2 separate regions of the Homo sapiens genome follow, and region 2 is linked to region 1. Evidence: read pairs that join two places in POLR2A ChIA-PET (ENCODE). Cell type or tissue: PC-3. All regions are shown on one strand. Links, peaks and the distances in the headings refer to the core of each region. The heading gives the core; the rest is flanking DNA. Region 1 has its middle 39 kb from the start of PIM1. Region 2 overlaps FGD2 (FYVE, RhoGEF and PH domain containing 2).

Evidence for each region. ChIA-PET counts read pairs that join two places held together with the same protein. Peaks named below come from ENCODE experiments on the same cell type or tissue, not always from the same donor. Only the 100,000 strongest peaks of a DNase experiment are listed, where the experiment ranks them.
Region 2: POLR2A ChIA-PET joins it to region 1 with 25 read pairs; 9 of 35 experiments call an interaction of 5 or more read pairs at or near these places.

Annotation. Positions count from the first base shown.
Region 1 is chr6:37,129,684-37,132,643 of GRCh38, forward strand. No RefSeq gene overlaps it. Among named protein-coding and RNA genes, the nearest start is that of PIM1, 39 kb to the right of the region's middle. RefSeq lists enhancers at 778-1,696, 1,697-2,614. In PC-3, for the core only: no CTCF peak of the experiment used is centred there; a DNase peak (open chromatin) is centred at 1,298; H3K27ac peaks cover 2,335 bases.
Region 2 is chr6:37,011,722-37,014,580 of GRCh38, forward strand. It overlaps FGD2 (FYVE, RhoGEF and PH domain containing 2), which reads left to right. Exons shown (of 16, transcript NM_173558.4): 4 at 1-133; 5 at 1,888-2,044; 6 at 2,241-2,379. Among named protein-coding and RNA genes, the nearest start is that of FGD2, 7.5 kb to the left of the region's middle. RefSeq lists enhancers at 150-649, 2,080-2,797. In PC-3, for the core only: no CTCF peak of the experiment used is centred there; no DNase peak of the experiment used is centred there.

The DNA of each region.
Region 1 (2,960 bases), core at 21-2,520:
AGATCACGCCCCTGCACTCCAGCATAGGCAACAAAGTGAGACTCTGTCTCACAAAAAAAAAAAAAAAAAAAAAAAAAGGAACTAGAGCTCAGCGCCAGGCATGATGGCATCATGAGGCTGAGGAGGGAGGATCGCTTGAGTTTAGGAGTTCGAGCCCAGGCAAAATAGCAAGACCCCCATCTTAAAATAAGGATAAATAAATAAAAAAAAAATGCCCTTAGTCTCCAGCCAAATTTGGGTCACTTTAGGGATTCCCCACTTATTAACTATAAGAACATGCAAATATGTAAGTCTCTGAGCCTCGGTTTCTTTTCTTTCTTTTTTATAGAGACAAGTTTTCACTATGTTACTCAGACTGACCTTGAACTCCTAGGTTCAAGCGATCCTCTGGCTTTGGCCTCCTAAAGTGTTGGGATTACTGGTGTAAGTCACAGCACTCAACCTAGCCTGGGTTTCTTTATCTACATACTGAGGATAATATAGCCTAACTCAGAGGATGGAGGTAGGAGGATTAAATGTGATAATGTAAAGTACTTAGTACCTGGCACACTGAGTGATTCCTAGATGAGTGTTACCGGAAAGCTATAAATATATAAGCTAGAGTAATAGCGGCCCAGTAAATAATCAGAAATTAGGGAATATATACATCTGTGGGTTGGGAAGAAGGGAAAAGAGGGAAGATGGCTGTTCTGGGATGAATGCTTTTCTCCAAGGGCAAGGGCAGGGGGAGAGACTGAGGTGAAGAGGCAGCTAGCCAAGGTAATGAATCGTCTGTCCCAAGATCCTGGAGTTACTTGTTCATCAAACAGTCCCCACCTTCTTTACCATATATCCTGCCTTCTCCAGAGTTCTGCTCCCCTGGATCCTCTAGGATCCCTCAGGGAGCCTGAGAGAGTCACTCAATTACGGTTCTGTATTTTGAGATCTGGAGATAAATCTTGCGCATCATCAAACCCCACCGTGTCACTTTATCAATGAAGGAACGAAGCTCAGAGAGAAAAGCTAACCTGCCCAAGGTAATCAGTTCTGGTCCTGCCTCTGCCTCTAACTTGTGGTGAGACCTTGGGCAAGTCACTTCCCCTCTCTGAGCTGGAAGTTTTCTCCTCTGTAAAATGAGGGGCTTGGAGTATTTAGAGATCTAATTTCCCTTTCAACTTTGCCCTTTGCTGCAATAAAATAATGGTTCCTTCTGCCACCGTCAAGTTTAGGGAAAAGAGTGTGTGTGTGAGTGTGTGTGTGTGTTTGTGTGTGTCATGGAGTCTTGCTCTGTCACCCGGGCTGGAGTGCAGTGGCGCAATCTTGACTCACTGCAGCCTCTCTTCCTTCCACTCCACCTGCCCCACATACAAAAGTCAAGACAAACATGTTTGGATAACTTTTGAGCTCACTTAATTTTAAATTGAGTGCTGGTTTTCACCAGGGGTAAAGACAAGAAGGTAGAGAGGGGCCAGGCAGAGGAAACTGCTGGAGGAAGCTGGTGACTCCCAGGCGCCAGCTGATGGGACCAGCCCTCCCCCCCGCCCCCCCATGATCCCTTCCTTGCAGGGCTTCTAAGAGCTGGCAGCGCCACAGGGATAAATAAGGCCAACAACCGCACCTTACATGGCCATCCCAGCAGCCGCCCGGAATCCCGAGGATTACGCAGACTTCTGGAGGACTTGGAACAAGTGCACATCACCTGCTGCCACCACAAGTGTTGCCCGGGCTTCTGCAGCCTCTGTCCTGTGACTGAGGAATTTTTAAATGGAAGCTCTGAGCTCACAAAGAAGAAAATGTCTCCCTGATGTCACACAGTTGCTGCCAATTCATCAGCTCCAGCTAAAGGTCAGCGAGGGGGAAGCCACTGCCGGAGGGTCTGGCTGCCCCTCCCTGAGATGGGGCTTCCCTCCTGCAGGCTTGCTGCCAGCCATCCAGGCCAGCCACAGAAGCTGAGGGCTGCTTGCATTTCCAGGGCACACACAGAGCAGTACGAACACCGCTTAGCTGCTTCTGCCCTCCTCTGTGCAGATATTAACAGATTCAACCTCCCAGCCCTATCCTCCCCAGCTCTCCCTTCTGTAGACAGTCAGAGCAAACCCTGGAGTCTTGATCTAACGTGTCCTGAGGGTCCTTCCCTGGGATCACTTCAGGAGTAACACTAAATCACAGAGAGGTTGTCTTGGGTTTTTAATGACGAAATGCAGTGGTCAAAAGCTAGGAATCCCACTGCCTGGGGTCACAGCCTGGTTCTGCCACTTCCTAGTAGTGTGATATTTGCAAGTTAAGCCTCTCTGAGCCTGCTTCCTGACCTGAAAAATGAGGACAATAAGAATATTATCTCACATAGTGTGGTCCTGAGGACCCATTGTGAAGCACTGGTATAGATCCTGGCAGGTAGTAAGTGCTCAATAAATGTCAGCTTGGAATCAGACAAGACAAAAAAATAGAATAAAATAAAAGGAATCAACATGCAACTACTGCTGGGCAAGTCACTTAATCCCTGAGTCTTAATTTTCTCATCTGTCCAACAGGGATAGGCATATGTGACAGACAGTCACTGAGAGGACTCAATGAGAATGAATACAAGGCCATCAACACAGCACCTAGCAATGGAAAAATACATGGTGGCTGCTGGGACTATTATCTCTATCTATCAAAACTTGATCTGGGCCAGGCGCGGTGGCTCATGCCTGTAATCCCAACACTTTGGGAGGCTGAGGAGGGCAGATCCCGAGGTCAGGAGTTCGAGACCAGCCTGGCCAACATGGTGAAACCCCGTCTCTACTAAAAATACAAAAATTAGCCGGGTATGGTGGCAGGAGCCTGTAATCCCAGCTACTCGGGAGGCTGAGGCAGGAGAATCGCTTGAACCCAGGAGGCAGAGGTTGCAGTGAGCCGAGATCGCGCCACTGCACTCCAGCCTAGGCAACAGAGCAAGATTCAGCCTGGAAAAAAAAAAAGAGACTCTGTATCCAAAAAAA
Region 2 (2,859 bases), core at 81-2,580, 120 kb before region 1:
TGCTGAAGACAGCCCGCAGCAGCAAGGCCTTCCCAGAGGATGTGGTCAGGGTCATCTTCTCCAACATCTCCTCCATCTATCAGTTCCATTCTCAGTTCTTCCTCCCAGAGCTGCAGCGGCGCCTGGACGACTGGTGAGGTCCACCAGGAGCCCCTGAGGCCTCAGACCACAGCCCTGGCCAGGTGGAGGTGGGGAGACCCCAGGGCGCTAGGTTCAGCCTCCTAGGCCCAGGCCCTTATTGTGTGGCCATGCCTCCCTGGGGCTCGGTCTGTCTGCACAGTGAAGGGCTTGGGTGAATGAGCTCTGAGAGGCTGTGTGTGTGCAGACTGCTTCCTGGGGAAAGGGGTGGATCAGGTCCTGGCCAAGCCAAGTGACCAAGTGACTTTGGGACAGTGAAAATAGCCAGTGCCAACTGAGGGCTTCCTACACGCCTGGCCTTGGGCTTTCCCTCTATTAACTCCCTCAATCTTCACATCAGCCTGCTGTGTGATGACGGCATCATGGTTATGCAAGAAACCCTCTTGTTTTCACAGATGGCCACTAAAGCATTTAACAGTGAAGTTACTTGCCTTATATAGTTTGCCACGAAGTCTAGGATGTCCTTTAAGATCTTTGGCAAAGAAGAATGCTAGTAATTGTTAAACCTAGTGATGTATTGATTGCTTAAAACATTTATAATAAACTGTTGTTTTTTTTTAAGATAATAATAGCCAGGTTCGGTGGCTCATGCCTGTAATCCCAGCACTTTGGGAGGCCAAGGTGGGTGGATCACTTGAGCTTAAGAGTTTGAGACCACTCTGGGCAACATGGTAAAACCCCATCTCTACCAAAAATACAAAACTTAGCCGGGCATGGTAGCAGGCACCTGTAGTCCCAGCTACTCAGGAGGCTGAGGTTGGAGGATTGCTGGAGCCCGGAAAGTCGAGGCTGCAGTGAGCCATGATTGTGCCACTGCACTCCAGCCTGGGTGACAGAGAGAGACCCTGACTTAAAAAAAAAAAAAAAAGAAAGAAAAGAAAAGAGAAGGATATAACCCTATGAGATCGCCTGCCATCATTCCAATTTTTTTCAATGAGAAAATCAGGGTACAAAGATGCTAAGTGACTTACCTGGGAACACAGCTAGCATGATTTGTGCATCCCAGGAGTCAGGCTCAGGAAGCCTCACTCCCAGGCCATGGCCATGGCTCCCTGCTGCTCTGCTCTAGCAGGCCCTGCCATGGGATGATCCTGGAAAAGTTCTGTGTGTGTGTGTGTGTGTGTGTGTATACATATATATACGTGTATATATATGTATATATATTATTTTTTTTCAGTGTGAGGGGCATGGAATGAGGTTTCACCATGCTGCTCAGGCTGGTCTTGAACTCCTGGGCTCAACCTGCCTGCCTGCCTCAGGCCTTGCAGAGTGCTGCGAGTACAGGTGTAAGCCACTGTGGCTGGCCAATCCTGGAGAAGTTCGTACCCCTCTGAGCCTCCACTTCCTCACCTCTATGATGGGCTAGTGGCTGCCCCCACCTACAGGGTTGTGAGAATTACATGGAATGAGACATGCATCATGTCCTGGGTAGTGCTTGGTAGGTAGCCCTCGTTATTGTTACATAATGAAGCACTGAGCAGTTACTGAACACCTGCTGTGGGCCCAACACTGTGCCGGGCCTTGTGGATGAGGCCAACCTGGGACCAGAACAGCCTTTGGCCTCAGGAGGCTCACAGTCTAAGGAGTAGAGGGGCGCATGTGAGGATGACACCCCCGTACCCCGCCCACACCCAGAATTGCCGTGGAAAGTTTGCTTTGGGGGATTCAGGGAGCCTGGCCTCACCTGGCCCTATCTAGAGTCGAGAGGAGGTCTCTAGGCTGAGGGCAATCCCTGTGCCCCTCCTGCAGGACAGCTAACCCCCGCATCGGTGACGTGATCCAGAAGCTGGCCCCCTTCCTGAAGATGTACAGTGAGTATGTCAAGAACTTTGAGCGAGCGGCTGAGCTGCTGGCCACCTGGACCGACAAGTCTCCACTCTTCCAGGAGGTTCTCACTCGCATCCAGGTGAGGCTGGGGGAGGGCTGGAGTCAGCATTGCCACTCCCAGCATGCAGTGGCTCAGGTTGCCTTGAGTGATTCCGGGCATCTCCCAGGCTCAGCTGCTTCCATAGGCCCCTGCCTACTCGTCCGGCCCTCAGGAGCAGCCTGACCCACCTCCCTTCTCTCACCCTCTCCGTGTTGCTCCCCCATCCCTCCCCAAGAGCAGCGAGGCTTCGGGCAGCCTGACCCTGCAGCACCACATGCTGGAACCAGTGCAGAGAATTCCACGTTACGAGCTGCTGCTCAAGGAGTACATCCAGAAGCTGCCAGCCCAGGCCCCAGACCAGGCCGATGCCCAGAGTGAGGACACCCCCAGGGGTCCCAGGGGGCTGAGGAGGCCTAAGCCATTCCCATATACTTACTGAGCTCCTGCTAAAATGGTTTTGACGACCATCAGTCATCAACATCAACCACTGGCACTTCATAGACATCATCCATACCATTAGCCATTTTTCACAGATGAGGACACTAAGGCCCAGAGAGGTTTAGTGACTTGCTCAAGGTCACGCAGCCAGAGAGTAGCAGAACTGGGATTTGAACCCATGCCTATGTGATACCAAAGCCCATGCTCCTTCCATTATACCCTCTAGGTCTGGCTTGTTTTGGGAAGCAGTGAGAGTCACCAAAGCCAAACACCTAATGGCTAACGTTCAGTGGCTTCCAGTCTCTCAGCCCTGGGGGGCTCCCGCCATTCAGACACCCCATGGCTGGGCTGCACAGGCAGGGCTGCTCCTGGGGGCTGTCATGGCAGGTCCTGAGGGCCCTTTGTTGAACTTCAAG